Regions from separate parts of the Homo sapiens genome. Here region 2 is linked to region 1. Evidence: chromatin loops called from intact Hi-C (ENCODE). Cell type or tissue: heart left ventricle. All regions are shown on one strand. Each heading gives the region's core, and the rest is flanking DNA. Links, peaks and the distances in the headings are about the cores only. Region 1 overlaps PTPRM (protein tyrosine phosphatase receptor type M). Region 2 overlaps PTPRM (protein tyrosine phosphatase receptor type M).

Region 1 (10,276 bases), core at 1,039-9,038:
GTGTTAATTTAAGCTCCCTTAAGGAGCTGGTGAGAATGTTTGATGCAGTAACACTGGCAACTTTGCACCCAGGGCCTGGCATACACTGAGTACTAAATAAACGGCAATTCCTTCTCCACCTTTCTGAAGTCTTTTGTGAAGTTCCCATGAAAACCTCCCAGGTTAGGCACCTGAGTGTCTACAAGCAGGAGAAGAGCAAATCTGATGGGTTACAAGTAAAATTCTGGGAGCCCCCAGATGAGCTGGGTGGAGTCAGGCAACTTCCAATAGAGCAGTTTCCACCAAAACAAGGTAGAAAATCCATGGCCAAGATTTTTAAAATCTGCTTTTTGGGGAATTCAGGGACCTGAAAGTAACAACGGAGCTTCCTCCAGCATCTGTAAGGCAGACTAAAGAAAACAAGACATCCTCCCTCCCCACTCAACCAAAGCCAAGGTCTGTGCCTGGAGAAAAAGGTTATGAACTAGAAAGATAATGAAGGGCAAGGGAAACAGCCTAGTTATCCTTTAAACAAATACAAATTAGCCAAATAACATAAAACCACCTCGCTCACCTCCATTAAGCAGGACCTGTAAGTCACCATCACGCTCTATCTAATGTGCAGTATATGTGACTGTGTGCTTATGGCTAGTGTGGTATACAGAGGAATATTTACCCTTGGATGAATTCAACAATTCAAAGTCAGACATGAAAAAAAAATCAAAAATGATTTCTACCTTCTCTGCTAACTTCAGATTTTACCTTCTCTGCTAACTGGGATAAGAAGCTCTCCAACCGCACAGGTCTGGGAAGGGGAGAAAAAGAAGCCAAATCCCTGCTGTCTCCTCCCCATCTGGCCCCGCCCATCCAAGATCACAGCCATGGAAGCCACTACGGTAAGATGCCTCTTCTTCCACAGAAGCAACCACAGTAAGATGCCTCTTCTTTCTGGACCTGTGCAGATCCTAAGGGTCCCCTAAATTACCAGTCCCAGGGAACAAGGAATGGCAACCACTTGCTTCTCTAGCTTTAAACTATTCACGAGAGGAGTCTTCCTCCAAACACCCAGTGCAGGCCACTAGATCCGCAGGACTTTCAAAGATGGTCTGAGTCTTCAGTTCAGAAAGACAACAGGTAGCAAAGTGCTGAGCAGCCACCTCCCACTTCCCACTCTGCCTGGTCCTGCAGACCAGTAAAGGGAGTGGCTGCTTTGAGAGGGACTCCAGAAAAGCTCCCTGCCTTCCTGACTTCCTACATCCTGCTCATCCCCAGAAACAAGGTTCCCAGGTTTCAAGCCACACCCTCTCCCTGTCTGTCATGCTCTGCAATGGCAGGAACCAGGCCCCACATATCACCTAATCCCATGTCAGCTCTTGGTCTGTGCTTAAGTAGGAGAGGAGGACTTGCCTGGTAGAGCTGGACTGGGAGGGCTGGGCTGACAACACGGCAGACCTCTCCCAAATCACTACCACAGCCTCAGACTGCAGAATGAGGGCCTGAACCTCACACGCTTAAGCAAAACCAGAGCTGTCCACAACAGGTAACATTGCAAATAAGTAGTGTATGGTTAACATTAACTCATCCCACACAACTGGAACTCTGCAAAATAACCAAGGAAATAATCCTTAAAATAACCAAAGAGATTTGGTTCGATTCACGACAAGAGCTTAAAAAGACGAGCTCATTTTCACCTTGCCTCCCTTATACATCTATAGGAGAAAAGAATGATGATGTGCTATGAACAAGAATCTCTTTTCTTTCCAAAAACTCTTTGCTACAAAGTATGGTACTAGAACGGAAGTGGGGGGGGGACATTTTTGCTGATTTCTTAAAAGAAAATGAGTGTGATAAATACAGCTAATTTCTAAGAATTTATCATCAAAATTTTATATAAGCACAGCCTTTCTGCTTCACAATATTTATTAATACTCCAGCAAGCTTGTCCAACCCATGGCCCACAGGACACATGCAGCCCAGGAAGGCTTTGAATGTGGCCCAAAACAAATTTGTTAACTTTCTTAAAACATGGGTTTTTTTGGTGATTTTTTTAAGCTCATCAGTTATCATTAGTGTTAGTGTATTTTCTGTGTGGCCCAAGACAGCTCTTCTTCCAACACGGCCCAGGGAAGCCAAAAGATCAGACATCCCTGCCAGAGATTAAACTTACTTAGTATATCCTATTAAAAAATTCACCTGTGTTGCACTGAAACTTTTTCTCTGTATTCCAAATGGTATCAATTTGTCAGCACCAAGAAAGAAAATTCAAAACTCTATTTTGAGGACCTATAGCAGCTATATCAAATAAACTGAAAATTACTGTGTACTACCACAGACAAATATGAGCATATTAGAACTATTTTATCATTCCATCCAACACTAAATTAGAAGAAATAGGGACACCAGCTGAAGTACACCTTTGCTGGCTGCTGCGTGCTCTTTCTGTATTTCTGAGGAAGTATGGCACCAGGTGAACAGGGCAGCTCCCAGACATCTTTCAGAAACCAAAGCCTCTGTGGCCCTTTCTGTATACAGTTACTGCTAACCATGCACTGCACTGGAAGGTAATGTCAAAATAAAATTTAAAATCTGTTTGCATCCTCCTTCTGAGTACACGCATTCTTTCCATATTCATAAATTCAGCATCACCATCAATACTTAACATTCCCGGCACAGACACCACTTGCAAATTTCCCCATGCAGCCCCTCCAGGGCCCACTTCAGACTCATTTGAATTGGAATGAGTATTTCCAGGTGCTGTCACTAATGCCAAGACTTCAAGGATTTCCCATACCAGAGAATCTCTGTTTCCTAGATTATAGCACATATTCCACAGGAATCAAGTTTTCGTTGTTGATGTTTGTGTTTTACCAGAGCAGCAGCTATGTCCAAACTGGTCACGAACCTCCAGCCTTACCTCCTGCATCTGGCATGTGGCCAGGCAGCCGCTGTGTCTCACTCTTAACCCTCCAGATCCTAAATCTGGCCCCTCAGGTCCCAAATTTAGTGTAAAGCCCTGCTCGGCATGAAAAGAATTGGAACAACTCATTCACAACCTGGATCATTTTTCAGTCTTCCGAAGGAAGAGACAATTTTAGCAGATCTCAAATAAAAGAATAAATGTATTGGGCTCAATTCCCAGTAACTACACTGATCAATACATCAAATGAAAATCATTTCTTGTGTGAAAAAAGAAAAACAGCACATCTTATGTAATGTGATGATTTTATAAATAATTATGTTGGCATCAAAATCTGTAAGGCACTGATCCCCACTTTATAAAGGATGGGGTTAGGCAGACACAAGCCCCCGATGTTACTATAAACTAAAGCCAGTGTGTCAGACCTAAAACCCACTGAAAATTGATCCTGGCCCAAGCATGTGTATGCTGCAGAGGCCAGGGTGCCACACAGCAGCAGGGATCAATGCTCCATTGTGAATCGGGCTTAGCAGACTCCACAGGCTGCTGTGTGTTCCACAGCATGATCCCTGAAAGGATAAAAATCACTAATTCTGAACCAGGAGAGCAGGAGGTTTGCCCATTTTAAAGCCAAAGCTACCAACTGGCATTACAGAAAGGAAGTTGGAGGAACAGAAAGAATCAGCAGGCTTCAGACAAACAGATACTCCTGACAGCAAAGCAGAGAAGGAGAGAGAAATGGGAAGTCCATCACTCAGGATCTGCCCACCAGACTCTCCCCATGGAGCACATCTGGCCTCACATGGATCCTGCAGACCTCACCCCAGGTTAGGAAGAAGAGTCAAGGCCAAACAGGCAAAGCCCAGGTAGCTGTTAACAGGCAGGGGCCCTGCAAACGTTAGCTTAACATCCAAATCAAACATTTACCAGAAAGATTCAACACCAATCTCCCAAGACGGAGTTGCAAAGTAGTCTCACAGTTTTGCAATGAATCTCAACAAAACAAATTCTACAGTTAAAACTCCAATTACTTATTTACCATAAAGTTAACTGACAGCATGACCAAAGATTATTAAAATAATTCCAGGCCGGGCACGGTGGCTCACACCTGTAATCCCAGCACTTTGGGAGGCCAAGGCAGGCAGATCACGAGGCCAGGAGATCGAGACCATCCCAGCTAACATGGTGAAACCCCATCTCTACTAAAAATACAAAAAAATTAGCCAGGCGTGGTGGCGGGCACCTGTAGTCCCAGCTACTCAGGAGACTGAGGCAGGAGAATGGCGTGAACCCAGGAGGTGGAGCTTGTAGCGAGCCGAGATCACAACACTGCACTCCAGCCTGGGCGAGAGAGTGAGACTCCGCCTCAAATAATAATAATAATAATAATAATAATAATAATAATAATTCCAAATACATCGTTCTTAGATATTTTCATAATAACTCATATTTTCTCTTAATATTTTTAGTGTCAAGTATTGAAATATATATATTATATATATTTAAATTCACTGAAGCATTGTCAAGCTTTTTTTAAATGCCAACACTTTTATTTTTAAGGTTCCACGTTCACAGTGCAAGGAGAAATGGGACTAACTAAACAATAGTCCTATTTAACATTTCTATAAAGCTCTATAGTAAATAATATGCTTTAAAAAAAAAAGCATTGCCACAGTCTTGAAAACATGGGAAGACCCCAAGCCTACAAAAAATAAAATATTAGCCAGGCAAGATGGCATGTGCCTATAGTTGCAGCAACTAGGGAGGCTGAGGTGGGAGGATCCCTTTAGCCCAGGAGTTCAAAGTTACAGTGAGCTATGAAGACACCACTGCACTCCAGCATGGGCTACAGAGCAAGACCCTGTCTCAAAAAAAAAAAAAAAAATTGCCACAATCAAACTTCCCAGATAACCCAAATATCTAATGTTAAATTCAACTGAATCCAACCAAACCCAAAGCTTCTCACTGGTCTTCTTTTAATTTGTGCCTCCCTATTAATTCCTCCTTCACAGTCCTTTTACTGTGCTAGATGGAGTCAAGTTCATAGAAGTGGATAACTTGCCCAAGATCTTACCACCAACTTAGTGGTAGAAACAACTACACCAAGGTCCCCACCCAGCTCTGACTTGAGGTCACCTCCTGCAGTCCTGACCACTTTAAAGAGCACAGACTTTGAAGGAGACGGCCAATTCATTGCTGATTCTGTCACCGACTTGCTAAGCAGACCGTAGCAAGTTACTTAAGTGCTCCAGGTTTAAGTCCCCTCATCAGTAAAATGCAAATAATGGTGGCACCTTTCTCCCAGGCCAGTGTAAGCATTTGTGTGTGACAGTGCCTAGCATGCCTAGGGGCTCAAGGAACTATATACTGTTTCTGTAGTTATTATTATTCTCTCTCCCCTAAATATGAAAAATTCCTAGCACTAACCAGATTACCAAATTAAATGGCACAAGATTAATTTATGAAATGGGTACAATGCAACTGATGTATGAGAATGTAGATTACTGTTACCCGGGTGTAGCAGGTTGAATAATGAACACCCCAAGTCATCAAGTCTTAACTCCTGAAACTTGTAAAATGCTACCTTACTTGATAAAGCGGTCTTTTAAAATATGATCAATGATCCTACAATGTGGAGATAATCCTGGATTATTCAGGTAGACCCCAAATCCAATGACAAAGATCCTTAAAAGAGACACACAGAAGAGAATAAACCCAGAGGAGAAGGTGATGTGAAGACGGAGGCAGAGATTGGAGTGATGCAGCTATGAGCCAAGGCTCGCAACAGCCACCAGGAGCCAGGAGAGAGGCCCGGAACGGGGTGTCTCCAGAGCCTTAGGAAGGAGCGTAGCTGCTCACACCTTGACTCCAGACCTGGCCTCCAGAACTGTGAGAGAAGAAATTTCTGTGGTTGTAAGCTGGCAAGTTTGTGGTCATTTGTTACAGCAGCCCCAGGAAACTAATGCACCGGGGGAGAGTAGTGACTCATACAGCAAGAAATAAAAGGGGGCAGAGAAATATCCAGAGCTAGGACTGTCCTTCCTGCAGATATGCCAGTGGGGAGGAAAGCCTAACTGAAACTCAGACTTAAGATCCACGAAACTGTTCAGAAACCGCGGGCTAGAAAAACGGTAATTTGGATACAACAGCCAGTTTTCTGTCTCCTAAAAGGTGGACATTTGTTCCCCTGTAGGGTGGAGCAATCCTTCTGTCCTAGGAAAGCCACGCCACTGGGCCAGCCGCTTCTGCAGCCCCAATGCAGGATCTTGAACCAACAGAGGGGCTCCGGGGCTCGGTCACACAGGGGAGGTCAGCCTTTGGAGAATTGTTGTCTTCTCCAAGCATGAATTCAGGTTCTGTGTTTCTCAGGAGGTGAGCCTGTTCTCAGTCCAGCAGAGCTCCCTGCAGATGCAGGAGCAGTTTCCTCTGAAACCCTGACAGCACCTAGAGGCCCAGGTAGACACAAGTGCAGCAGAGGGGAACTGAGGGGCGCAGCGTCTTCCTCTAGGCACCTCTTGGGCCACAGCCTGGTGTGCATCAAGCAAGCTTACCGGTGCAGGCAGCAAGAGCACACAATGGCACAGCCAGCACCAGCAGGTTACTCCCTCCTGCAGCTAGTGAGGAAGCAGGGGAAGGGCAGGGCCTGGAGTGGAGAGACTGCTGAATGAGCAAGGGAACCAAGTCCTTCAGGGAGGGGAGCGGGTAGAGACAACGCACAAGGTGGTGATCACAAGGACATGGACTTTTGAGTTACTGAAGTCAACAGAATGTATTTGATAGCCACAGACTGATGAGGTCTGGTGACACTGAAGTCAGGAAATGCATTTGCAAGTAAAGTCAGTGCAATTCAGTCAACACTTGTGGGTTGGTGTGGGGAGCAAGTGGTGTGTTATGTGCTGGATTTGAAAGGGGAGACAAGATTGCTGCCTCCAGATTTCTGGCTGCGCAGAGCTCTGTAGGATGATCATGAAAAAGCCGATGTTAGAAATCACAATGATGGCAATGGCTGGCCTTCGAGGCATGCTAACTACTTGACAGTCACTGTTCTCAGCCCCGGATGTTTATTACCTCATTTGGTCCTCGCAACAGACTGTGAGGTAGTCACTATTCTCCCCGCTCTACACATGAGGCATCTCAGGCTCAGAAAGATAAAATAACTTACCCTTCAGCAAACAGCTAGACCAGGAGGAGCTAGGTTTCAAATCCAGATTGGTGGGCCCCAGAGTCCTGCTCCTAACCTCTGCAGTAAGTGTGAAAAGAAAGCAGGGTCAAGCATTATGAGAACAGCTAAGAGAGCAACTGACTTTACACCAAAGCAGGGTGCATTACAGGAGAAGGGTGCAATGGCAGTGACATGCAGATAGACGGTAAAAGGCATGTAGAAGATCCCAGGAGCAAGGTGGATGGATCCCACCCAGCACCTAAGCAAAAGAACTAGGGTGAAAGGTGAAGGTCAAGTGTGCTTCAAGAGTAGCAAATGCACAGTGCACAGTCCCCAGCTCGGGAGGGTGCCACAAGAAGGGAGGCCAAGAACAGCTCTCATCACAAACAGGCCTTTGCTTTCCCTCAAGAGGGCTTTCTATCACATGGGTGGCTTTTTTAAATGGCAGATTCTCCTGGGCCCTGTGTTAGCCTCTGGAATGAAAAATGTAGCAGGGTGCTACATTTGAATAAGCACCCCCAGATGATCCTGTGAACCCCAGGTTGCAGAAACTCTGCTGTGGCAACTGGGAGCATGCACAGACTTAAGCCACAGAAAGAAATGATGAGAGCTGTTGGGAGCTCTCACTGAAAGCAAGGAACTGAGTCAGGGGTTATAGCAAGGGACCCAGCAAAAGCTGGGATAGTGGAATTTCCATATAGTACTTTTAGTAAACTTACACTTGTAGAGACAAATTAAAGAATTATTTGAGACTATTTAGACCTGCATGAACTCTCATAGTGTAATCTGCATGCTAACTTTAGCGGTTCAGCTATGAATTACAAATTCAACCTGTCCAGGGGTAGTGAGCCATTTTTTATTTTAAGCTTGAAAATTGCCCCGTAGTAATTTTGAAATATTTTAACTCTATCTCAGAACATACATAAAACACAATGAGTTCACCTTATTTTCTAATAAAGACTTCAAAGTTCCTTTTCTTTTTTTTAACAATAACACTTACAAAACCTCAGTAGTGACTGAAGAATTACTTCTTCTCAACAACAGCTGAGTTAAATTCCTCTAATCTGGTTGAGGCCAAGAAATTCTAAACACTTGATTAAACTACTCATGCCACAGAAGGCCACAGTGTGTTTGGGAATGACGAAAATTAGAATGAACGAAAATATCTTTATTTAGTCTAAAATGTGATAATAATGCTTTAAGATTTGCTCAGCTCTTTAAGCATCCTTGCAAGAAATAGAGTTTATATCCTTTAGGAATGAGACTTTACTATTAAGTAACTGGGTATGAATCACCTTAAATTGGCTACCGCGCCAAGGGACACACAGTTGCTTGTTTATTCTGTTGCCTTAAAAAAAAAAAAAAAAAAGGAATTCAGAACTAAATTCTCAGGCCAAACAGCCAGTCAACAAAAAACAAACACTAAGATAACAGCAATGTTTAGCAGAAAAAAAAATCTAACATGAGGCAAAAGTTGAATAAGCAAAAAACATGTCTTCCAAGAAAGTGCTGACATCAACAATACTATTAATACAGCAAAGCTGAACTATGGTTAGAAACCCTGTTATAAAAGGATACCCAGACTTGCACTATTTTAAAAATAATGTTACTTGGTTCTAGAAATTTCTGAGTACCTAATTTCTGTCCCTGCATCCCAAAGAACTGAGCATAGAACTAAGCCTGCAGTAGATGATCAATAAACACACGTAGACGTGCTCAGTAGAGTTTAATGAATACCAAACATGTTTGTCTTAACCTCAGAATTATGCTTTGCTTTCATTCCTATGAAAGTTTGTATAACTAGAAACACAATCACAAGCACTTAAGTCAGATTTCAGTTTCATAAACATAGGATCATAATTTTGAGCCACACTGTTTACGAGAAGATATTACTTAGCTATTGGCAATAAACATTTTGAGTTTTAGGAAACCAAAGATTTCCTGGGTAATTCTGAGCTCTGGAATAAGAAATACTGACCAATATATATTTGGATTAAGATAAAAAGAATTTTACTTTGTTGTAGTTTTAAATACATAGCTTTTTAAATTGGCCTTGGTTTCATTCACAAATATGATCTAAATTTATACCTAAACCCCACTAATTTCAAGAGGACTGTCTATATTAACAATTTTTTTTAAAGGCAAAATATCCCATTTTTTAAATGCATTGTTTCAGGCCTGGAACGCTGCACTATTGATTAATGCTAATATGAGTTATTTATAAATGGCCTGACAGATGACCCTGAATTGTCCATATCTGGATAGTTTTAGGGAGTAAGCTTTTCACCTATCCACTACATGTGTATTCTCTTTGCAAATTTGTACTCTCTTTCAAATAGTGTGGTTTCTGAAATCTTTACAGGAAATCTAATGCTTACGTAATTAAAACTAACACTTTACATAAAATCTGTAATGCAGGCTATTAATGGATATGCGAGCTATGTATCCAGACCCACTGGACATTCCATAATCCACTTCATGATTCCTGCCTACCCAGCTTAGTGTAGATGAGTGCAATACATGAATGGAGAAGCAGGGACGGAAACTTTATTAGCAAAAAGTGACTTTTTAAGAAAACTGCAGCTGACCTCAGGTTGTGGCAGTGACTACCTATCTGTGTCTAATTTCATCCTGCTCACACCTTCCCACTAAAATACATAATTAAATTCCCATGCCAAAGAGAGTAACAAAACTGACTCTAGTAAGTCAAGAATCTGTCCACTTGGGGGAAAATTACCTCCCATGACAATATTGATCCGAAAGGTAAAGAAACGATTAGCATCCAAGTCTGAGACCCAGCAAAGGGACCAGAAGAGAACACAGAGAGAACAGCATTCTCTCACCAGCCCCACTTCACACCTCAAGGCCTCTGGAGGTCTTCCATGAACCAAGGCTTCTACTGCTGCTCATAAAAGTAGTCAATCATTCCCCCTTTACCACACATGTGCACACAGTTAAGTTTCTCTATGGTACAAAAACGCTATGAATTAAAAGATAAACGAAGGCTGGCACAGTGGCTCAACAATCCCAGCACTTTAGAAGGACAAGGAGGGTGGATCACTTGAGGTCAGGAGTTCAATTCCAGCCTAGCCAACGTGGCAAAACCTAGTCTCTACTAAAAAATACAAACATTTTCCGGGTATGGTAGCATGTGCCTGTAATTCTAGCTACCGGGGAGGCTGAAGCACGAGAATCGCTTGAGCCTGGGAGGCGGAGGT
Region 2 (10,276 bases), core at 1,242-9,241, 74 kb before region 1:
TTATTATTATTATTCAGGCAGTTCCGAGATTCATATTAAAATATGAACTACATCACAAAAGGGAAAAAAAATCCTCAGAACAAATTACTTCTTTTCTTCAGATGTTAACCTTAAGAAAGTTAAGGGTTTCTAAATTGTGGTGTCAAGCCTTTCCCAGGGGCTCAAGGAGGACCTACGCACTGTTCACCCACATTTCTCTTGACAATATCAAACATCCCACTCCATATTCCAAGATCCAAACAGCTCTTCAGCTGCCAGAGAATATGGGAAATGGTGACCTTGAAGCATCTGGGCAAGTTCACTATCAAGAGTCACATGCTAAGACAGGCATGAACAAGGGTGGGGGAAGGAAAAGCAACACTCCCACCCCATAGCCCACACTTAGCCCCTTATGGGCATGGCCTATGCAGATTTAAGGATTAGAAAGAATGACACATTTCACTATGTTCATAAAGTACTTTCACCAGGAAGCCGAAAACCAGTAAGTATCTGGGCACATCTTTTTCTTTTTCTTTTTCCAGTTTTCCCTATCCGAGCAAAATGACCGACATCCTGGTAAAGCAGCAAAGAAACATTTCCCATACACATAAGTCTCTGGCCCATGTGCAATTGGACAGAGGAAATATACAACAATTGTAGCATGTGAAACGGTTTTCCTACGTCTACCCGAAATGTCATCCCTTACAAACATGAGGCACCACAACACAATTCCCCTCATCACTATATGATGACAATATATTCTTATATTGTGCTGCAATGTATTGAACATCAATCAATAAAGTGTTTACAACACACTAAGGCCCTTGGGGATGGAAACCTGCCAAGTTGAATATGGCACGCTGCTGTACGCAAGTGGCTATTCACATTGTTGCCTTGGGCTTAAGGGACAGAGACGCCATTCACACACTACACAGAATCCACACCTGGCACCACTGCTCCTTTGCCTGCCCCTCCATCACATTTCATCCCTTCACATTTGAAATATTTAGCATTTATAGCTTCCGTCAATTGTATCTCAATAAATGAGTAAATAAAGCCTATTGTCAGCCAGGCGTAGTGGCTCATGCCTGTAGTCTCAGCACTTTGGGAGGCTGAGGTAGGTATATTGCTTGAGTCCAGGAGTTCAAGACCAGCCTGGGCAACATGGTGAAACCCTGTCTCTACAAAATCCAAAAACATTAGCCAGGTGTGGTGGCACTTACCGGTGGTCACAGCTACTTGGGAGACTGAGGTGGGAGGATGACCTGACTCCAGGAGTTTGAGGCTGTGGTGAGCTGTGATCATGCCACTGCACTCCAGCCTGAGTGACCGAGTGAGATCTTGTCGCAAAAAATAAAATATTTTTTTTTTCAAAAAAAGTCTATTGTCAAAGTTAAAAATTGCATGACAAGCTAATGGAGCACAGTCTTCCTATTGTTTTAGACTCACAGAATCTACTAGAGACAATTATAACCCACCATAAAACTATGACTATACAAATTTTACATATAGATCTCTGAGAATATTACAGTATGCCCAATTATGTATTTATTTATTGTTTGTTTTTGAGACAGAGTCTCACTCTGTCGCCGAGGCTGGACTGCAGTGTCGCGATCTCAGCTCACTGTAACCTCTGCCTCCCGGGTTCAAGTGATTCTCGTGCCTCGGCCTCCCGAATAGCTGGGATTACAGGCACATGCCACCATAGCCAGCTAATTTCTTTATCTTTAGTAAAGACGGGGTTTTACCATGTTGGCAAGGCTAGTCTCGAACTCATGACCTTAAGTGATCCACTTGCCTCGGCCTCCCAAAGTGCTGGGATTGCAGGTGTAAGCCACTGCACCCCAGCCCAGTATGCCCAATTATCAACCTTGATCTGAAAGTTCTTTAATAGCCATACCTAGGAACCAAACCTGGAAACATGTGAAATGCCCTAGATATGAAAAAAAGTGATAAAACACAGGAAGATGTGTTCAGTTATTTAAATACTTAAACAGTATATCTTCCTAATGGTCTAAGTTTTACTTAATGAATGACTGCAGTTAGTAAATGCTACATATCTTGGAGTTACAGAATGCATTACAACACTTGACTCTATGATAAAGGCTCAAAAATGTACAGCCAAAGGAAAAGATAATCTCATTTTTTACCTGATAGATTAGAAAAACATTAAAAGATCTGAGCATCCACTGCTGGGCAAGATGTGAGGAAAGGGCACGCCTAACATTGCTGCAGGCAGGAAGAACTGTACTTCCTTTGGGGAAAGCATCTGGTGATGACTGTTTAAAAACGCACATTCACTTTGACTCAGAAATCCCACTCTCAGCATACGGATACATGCATACAGATATCTTTTGTCACAAAAAAAGTATTTTTAACAGTAGAATATGAAAATAGTCTGAAAGCACATCAACAGGGGCACGACTGCATAAGTCAGATATATCCATCTATAGAATATTATGCTGCAATTAAAAGTAACGGTAACGAAGGAGATCAATAGGTACAGACCAGCAAAGATATTCTGAAATACGAAATAAAAAAGACTTTGGTAAGTACGGTATGACATAATACCATTTCTGTAAAAATAAAACAGGGGTGGACTTCATATGTATGTACATATTTAAATTTATATACCTCTGTATACAGAGAAACATGGAGAAAAACACAAACCAAACTGTTAACTGCACACGCCCAGTGGTCCTCTGAAGGCCGGCCTCCCGTTCCCTCAGGGCCCCGTCCAGGCAAGGGTACAAAATGCCTGTGCTCCCAGAGTCACTCCTCTCAGTGCTCCCTGCATGTAGTTCTCATATACAGAACTCCATCCCTGATGCAATCAAATCCCTTAAGTGGGTGACCATGTATTTATCACCCAGATTGGGAAACTTTTAAGAATGGAAGAGGGTGCTTTGAAACATTAGCTGGAGAAATAGGTGTCAACAGGAGCCCTATCCCCTGGAAAAGGAGACATACAGCCACCCTACCCCTGAGCGTGAAGCCAGGACTTCCTAACTACCCACTTTCTCAAGGCAACCCCTTTGTGGGGAGGGGTGTTTTCCTTTATCCGGGACAATCACCACCCACTTTCCAAGGGACAATGTCCTAAGTCCTTCCATACTTAGGTGCTCTAAGTGTCAAGTCCTTCCTTCCCCCCTCTTTCATTCCACAAATACACACAGAGCCCCTATGACTCCTTCATTCAGTCCTTCATTCAATAACCAAGTGCCTGCCATACACTCAGGTGCCCGGAGTACGACAGTGAGGAGTACAGAGATCCTGTCTCTGTGGACCTAACATTCCACCTAGGGCAGAGATGATAAATAAATAAACAGATATCTAATAGGATAGGTGATAAGTCCCACACAGCAAACCAGGGCAGGGTAGGGGACATAGGCAACAGGACAAGGGAGTGGGTACTGCTCTTTACATGGCGTGTGGGCTTCTCTGATAAGGCAGCATTTAGGCAGAGATGGAAGGAAAGGGGCACAGAGCATTTCAGGCAGGAGAAATAGCAGGAACGGGCTCCAGAGGGGGAGCGTGATGCCCATAAGTGAGTAGGAGGGAAGTTGCAGGCCTGATCATGGAAGAAGGCTCTCCATGCCACTCAGGGAAATGAGCCCAGACACCTGTTCCAAGAATTTGCCCAGCCACGTGTACCAAGAACTCAGTCTTGGGTGCAATCAGTATGACATTCATCAACCAGAGAAGTAAGGGCCTTCTAAGGAAGGTGGTCTCATCAACTCCCTGTAAACAGTGGCCCTTCTGCTTCTCTTGTTCAAGGTAAGAGGAGAAAGAAACTTCAGTCCTGGTGGCCATCACTGCAGATATTTAAACATTATAGTTATGCTGTATCTGTTGAAACATAAGGCTGTTAAACCAGTAATCACTCGTCAGCTTTGGTCACAAACATCTAATATTACTGCTGAAAAGTAAAATACTTCCCTTACACAATGCACTTGTTAATGTCCAAACAATTCCCCGTGGTCATATTCAGAGAAGAATCTGGTAGGACTTCGTAAACTGTAAGAAATATGTATACCATCAGGTGGCCCAGAGCAATTCTAGAAATAACGTGGTTTTACACCACTGTTGCATCAGCTTTGAAAGAGAAAGATTTTAAGATGAGAAAAAGAGAAGGGTATTTAGAAGGAATAGAATATTACACTTGGCCTGCCACAAAGTGTCAGCTCTAAAAAAAGGTCAGAGGAAATGCCACTCTTTAAATCCTGAACTAAATTCCCAAATAATTTTTATCGCTGGACCTAGTCTTGGCTTATCAGTGACTTCACTGGCAAAACAGCAAAGCATAGATAATTAATATCAGTTCAGAGACATATAAGCCCCTGTCAAAGAACTAAAAACATACTCACCTTTTTAAAATATTTTCATATTCACAGAACTTAAAAAACATCTGTTATATTGTTCCAGTTTTTAAATAATCTGGCACATTCAAATCAGTAAAACATTTGTCAGTAAGATTTGTACAATTAAATCTTTAGACTTGGGTGTCCTAACACCTAATCCATGCGCGTGCGCGTGCACGCGCACACACACACACACACACACACACATACACACACACACACACACACACACACACACACACAGCTAGAATCTCCTGGCTGACAGAAAACCTGCCCTGGTGGGACATGGACCAAACATTTGTCCTTGACAAACTGTCTGAGACATAAAATTTTGGTGAGGTTTGGGGGTAGGGAGATGACAGCTGAGCTAAAAACATCACTATTATTGATTTTGGCTTCATGCTGCTCCTTTACAGCTGTCCTTTGCAAGCTGAACACAGTATAAGTCAGGCCAAAGGACAAGACGGACAGGAGGCTAAAGCTCACCAACACCCTAGAAGAAGAGAAGGTTACACCCACAATTATAGCTGATCGCCAGCCACCAAACTTTTTTTTCCTTAATGCCAGGGCTCCACAGTGGCCAAGAGACAGGAGATGAATGACTTTTTCTAACAATTGCAACAATAAATAATTTTTATTTTCTAATAGCTAAGAATACTGTGGAAACACTTAAAAGAGTAAGCCAAGAAAAATGTCTTTGCTTCCCTGGGCTTCTAAAAGTCTAGAGTCCACTTCTTGAGAATAAGAGCCAAGTCTGAATTATGTCTTCATGCCTTGGTGCCTAGCACAGTATCACCCATACATCCATTTCACAATGTTAAAAAAATGCTGAAAGGCCGGGCACAGTGGCTCACACCTGTAATCCGAGCACTTTGGGAGACTGAGGCGGGCAGATCACCTGAGATCAGGAGTTCAAGACCAACCTGGCCAACACAGTGAAACTTCGTCTCTACTAAAAATACAAAAAGATTAGCTAAGTGTGGTGGCAGGCACCTGTTATCTCAGCAACTTAGGAGGCTGAGGCAGGAGGACTGCTTGAACCCGGGAGGCAGAGGTTGCAGTGAGCCGAGACCATGCCATTGCACTCTAGCCTGGGCAACAGAGTGGGACTCTGTCTCAAAAAAAAAAAAAATGCTGAATGAAAAAGCAAACAAAAATTTCCCCAACAACCACCAAGTTTACTACGATGCCGAATATCTCCAAAGGTTACTGTGTGCAAAGGGGTGAGATGCAGAGTAAACCAGCGTCAGCAGAACCCAACCAAGTGAGAAGGGGCTTGGGGAACTTCTGAAAACTTGTCCTGAGTAGTCAATGTTTATTCTGTCCTGACATTAGTGAACTCCCGGTGATGTTTTAGACTACCTGTTTCAAACTTAATTTTTATGTCCATTTTTGTTTCCATCTAAATACATGGGCTCTCAGTGGGCTCCTGGTGAGTTTAAGCCCTGGTGTTCATGTGGTGTGCTCTGGAACAAGGGCTCTCGCACAGCGGATGTTATTCATCTTTCCCTTAAAAAGTCACCATGTCCTCAGCATCCATTTCAGTTTCCAGCAAGTTGTGTGAGATGATTTAAAATGCAAACTACCTGCACAACTGAAATAATGTTTTTAAAACATTAAAGAAGGAAGGCCCTAACGAAAACAAAAATCTCTGATCTAAGGACTCCGCCAACAATACCCAAAAAGACTGATAACATTTTCTTTGTAATATTTACGAAGCAGGATTATTTTACTAAAACCCAATTTAGTTTAGGTTTTCTTCCAAGTTGATTCAAACTGTATTTCAAGATACAGCTTGGGTAAGCACATTGTTTCAAATCTTAGTTATTACCATGTCAACTTACAACACTCTTTACAAGAATCACAGGCTAGATCTATTAATATAACAAAAGCTTCACTTTAAGGAAAGAGTCGGCGCCTAAATTAGCCCTTCCTACTGATGCGTTTGAAACACTGGGACTGAAAGTCATGTTTTTCCCTATAAGCAAAATCATAGTGTTCAGCTTCATTTCTATGTAACTACAGAAATACGATTAAGAGCCTACCAAGGCAGAGCTAGACAGGATTTAACAGAATGCACTATGTGTATTAACTAATTGATTTTATTTCTACCAGTGTCTGATTCTCTATGTTATGGGCAAAATAAGAAAATCTCCCAAGTAACTAACTTCTCTAGTCTTCACTAGAAAACTTACTTCTCCACACATTATGGGCTGCCCACTCTCTACCTAGGAAGAAGAAAGAGCTGCCTCCATAAAATTATCATCTCAAACTTCGGCCTTCTCAGCACTGCCTGCCCACCCTTTGGTTCAACACCTCTTTGGTGTTCTCCCTCCTTCTCCATGAAAGAGTGCTGCAAATTCACTCCTCTCCTCTCAGTGCCTGCCCATCTTCCTCCCAACATGCTTCCCCATCACACCACCAGCCCTTCAAGAGAACGCAGAAGCCATAAGCAGTAAAACTCCTTCAGCTCCCCTCTCACAAACCTACCTATCTCAAAGTACTTCCATCACTTCCTCTAGCTACAGTGGAAGAGGAAACCCAACTCTTGAAGCTTTGTTTCATCTTTTACAAGGATGGTTTTCAAATTCAGCTCCCTTTTAGAATCACCTGGGCAGTTTTAAAAATCTCAACACCAGCCATCCCCAACACCGATGACATAGGAATCCTTCTGAGTGGGACCCACCATCAGTGTTTTTTTTAAACACTCCAAGTGGCTCCAATGTGCAGGCAAGGTTAAGAACCCCCTTCTCTTTCCTCACATTCACTAGGGGTATTTAAATATGTGCAGGTCTTTCCCATCTTAAAAAGCACAGGCTCCCTCAGTCCCATCTCCCCCTTCAGGTCCATCCACATCTCCCTCAGCTTCTTCATGATGAAACTTCTCAGAAGAGCTGCGTGTACTCTTCTCCCCTTCCTCACCTCCACTCTGCTCTACCCAGTGCCTTGCAACTTGCTGTGCTGTCTCCTGGCACTGCTTTCACCAGGCTACCAAAGGCCGTGTGGCTCACCCCAGTGTCCCTCAGTCCTGTTGTTCCCAATGTCCTTGACCGCTCAGCAGCACATTTCTTGGGATTTGTTTCTAGTTTCTTTCCTAGTAAATAGTGTGGCCTTCTGACCTGCAAGCACATATACATCTTTCTTTTTTTATAAGCAAGGCTTTATCCTATTATACCTTTGAATGTTTTTGTTTCCATTTTTATTCTCTTCCTTTGGAAAAACAAGTAATATGTGATGAATAAGCCTTTGTCTCTCCTATGTATCATCTTCACAGAAATCCTTTTTCTCTCATCTTTTTCACTTTGTTTTGTAGAAGTTTCTCAAGTCTGTTGATTCCTGTGTTTTCATTTGTGTTTGTTATATTTGGTGGCTTCCAATGTGACTTCCCTCTTCCTAATGGTTTTTCTCCTTCTTCACGCAGATTAATCAGCTCACTTTCTATCTCCTATATTTCTTATTTTCTTTAACCATATATCTTTCCTTTAAACTTTGAGAAAACCCAGTTTTCATTATTCCTTTAAGGCCACAAAATACTAAGATTCTGAATTCTTCTTTTGTTGGTGAGATAATTTGTCTTCTGATGTATATTCCACATCTAGCTTTGTCTGTGTTCCATTATTCTATGAACTTGCCTGCCTATGCCAAGGTGTGGCAGGCAGAACTAGAAGGCATTCATGCTGCAGTGGAGACAACCTGTCAGTTCATAGGAAGAGCAGCCAGCTTCAAGTCCAGCATTAATCTCCAGTTCTCTCCACTATGGTCAAGTCCTGTACCCTGGGAGTATTTTACACTCAAGTGTAAAACTTTAGCAGCATTGATATAGGTTAGAAAGAAGCCCCTCATGTCACAGGCTCCTGAACACCACCTTCCTGAGCCTTCTTTCAGTCTCACTTTGAGAAGTCTCCCACTCTCAGGAAGCTGCCCTAGACATTAAGATGGCACTCAGTCACGATGGTGGCCTAGGTGTGCACGCAGGTGTGCGTGCAGATTGGGCTCCAACATCAGGGGCCTCCACTCACTAGACTTTTATGTTCCTGGGATCCCTAGAGCTGTTTAAGTCACAGCCTGCCCAACTCTACACAGAAGCTCTTTTCCTCCCTCACCTCCGAGTCCTCCAGTTTTCTGTGGTGCACAACTAAGTTGCACAGAGAGAGTCGCCCCTCTATTCTCTTATTATTTTAGTGAAGCCATTTAATTTCTACAGGCCTGACTCCTTGAGAAAACTATACCCTGCCTCAAATTAGAGGACTATGTAAGCTCACAGCATCCTCTCTCCTTTGGTCCAAATGTCACTCTATTTGGCAGGTATTCTTTAAAATGTGGTTTGAAGTTGTAGCTATTTAACAGAGCATAGCATCTTCTTCTTTGTTTCTCATTCTTTTTGTTCCTTTTGGGGTTCCAGGTATAAAAATTGAGTAAAACCATGTCTTAATGCCAGCATCTTTTAACTAGGTCTTCGTTTAATTTTTAAGCAGTTTAATGTAATGCCAATAAATATTTTTCTTTTAGTAAAGCCAACCAAATACTAAGTATCCCAAAAATCTTAACTTGATTAAACCGTGAAAAAAAAACTTAACCTGAAATTTATTATTCTAAATATTTCCAAAGACTGGGATCATTTCTAAATGACAAATTATTGTTTTTGCTAAACTTCAGTTACCTTACATGCAAATCATAAACACATATTTTGCTTTAGACTGATTCACAATCCCCATGAAAAAACACGCCACCCATTTCAATGACTATGGATTCCAATGTTTGTAAAGAGCTTGTGAAGCCCGTTTCTAAAAATAAGATGTTTGGAAAATGATGATTCCTATCGATGCCACAGATTATCTTTCAATTAACTGAATCCTAAATAAACTCAGGCTGAATGCTTTGAGGAGGGAGATTCTTCCCTACGAAACGACGTTTAAAAGTTAATAAATGTTGATTCTAGGTGACCACCTTCCTTTCTTACCCTTGCCAAGTAGGAATGAGTTTTTATAAACTCTACCACTTGTACATTTTTAGACTTCGGTACACCAGCCAAAAAAGAGGTTACCATATATGATACAATTCAAATCTTATCTCCATTTATGTTTAAAGATTTTATTTGCTTATTTTTTTAATTTAAAAACTCTGGCTTTCTCTGCCCCCACCTGGCAATGTCCAATTCTTTATTTAATTCACTTACGAATGAAAGGTTAATTTTCTCTAAATCCAGTTACTTACTTTTGAAAGAATGCCTTACAAATGATAATCATTATACATCCACACTATTATATATTCCATTTATACAGCTCATGTGACATTCTCCTATTTTATACTGTAAATGTTTTCTTCATAAAAAGACAGTTGCCTAGGTTTAAAACAAACCTAATTTCAGTTAAATTATTATACTTCTTTTCTAATTCAGAGGGACAAAATGAATAACTGCTGGACTGTGACCCCTCAGAAGCCAGAGCTATATAGTGAAAAGGAAGAAAAGGGGGAGAGGCAGGGAAAAGTGTCTCTCTCAGGACCAAAGCACACATCCTGGTAATGGAGGCAATTGCAGTAAATGCAACCTGACAAGTATTCAGAGACTGGAGCAATATTCCGTCAAGCATTTTTAAATTCAGTTCCACACAAGTCAACTCAGTTTTGCCTAGAGATTTTACCAGACATTTAGCTGGTGTGTATATAATTACCTGTCTCTCTGAATCGGGGGTGGGGAATGAAAAACAGCACAAGGAGGTGCATGATGTTTAAAGAAAGCAATAAACTAAAGACCTGATGTGAAAGAGAGCTGAAACTCAGGGACTCATTCAACGATAAAAATGTTTATCTTTAACATCTTTAAACAACAATTTCTTGTTTTAAATCTAAAGGTCATCAACTTTGTTTTGCTCAGAAATTTAAAGACAAAAATGTAATGTTATAATATTTATTCCTAATTTTAAGAGTTACCTTCA

Evidence for each region. Peaks named below come from ENCODE experiments on the same cell type or tissue, not always from the same donor. Only the 100,000 strongest peaks of a DNase experiment are listed, where the experiment ranks them.
Region 2: a loop joins it to region 1, with 1.9 times the contacts of the local background. A loop is called at or near these places in 5 of 110 quality-filtered maps.

What each region holds. Positions count from the first base shown.
Region 1 is chr18:7,596,934-7,607,209 of GRCh38, reverse strand. The region is part of intron 1 of PTPRM (protein tyrosine phosphatase receptor type M); the gene reads right to left. Among named protein-coding and RNA genes, the nearest start is that of PTPRM, 35 kb to the right of the region's middle. In heart left ventricle, for the core only: a CTCF peak has its summit at 5,676; no DNase peak of the experiment used is centred there; H3K27ac peaks cover 3,372 bases.
Region 2 is chr18:7,670,935-7,681,210 of GRCh38, reverse strand. The region is part of intron 1 of PTPRM (protein tyrosine phosphatase receptor type M); the gene reads right to left. Among named protein-coding and RNA genes, the nearest start is that of PTPRM, 110 kb to the right of the region's middle. In heart left ventricle, for the core only: no CTCF peak of the experiment used is centred there; no DNase peak of the experiment used is centred there; H3K27ac peaks cover 1,149 bases.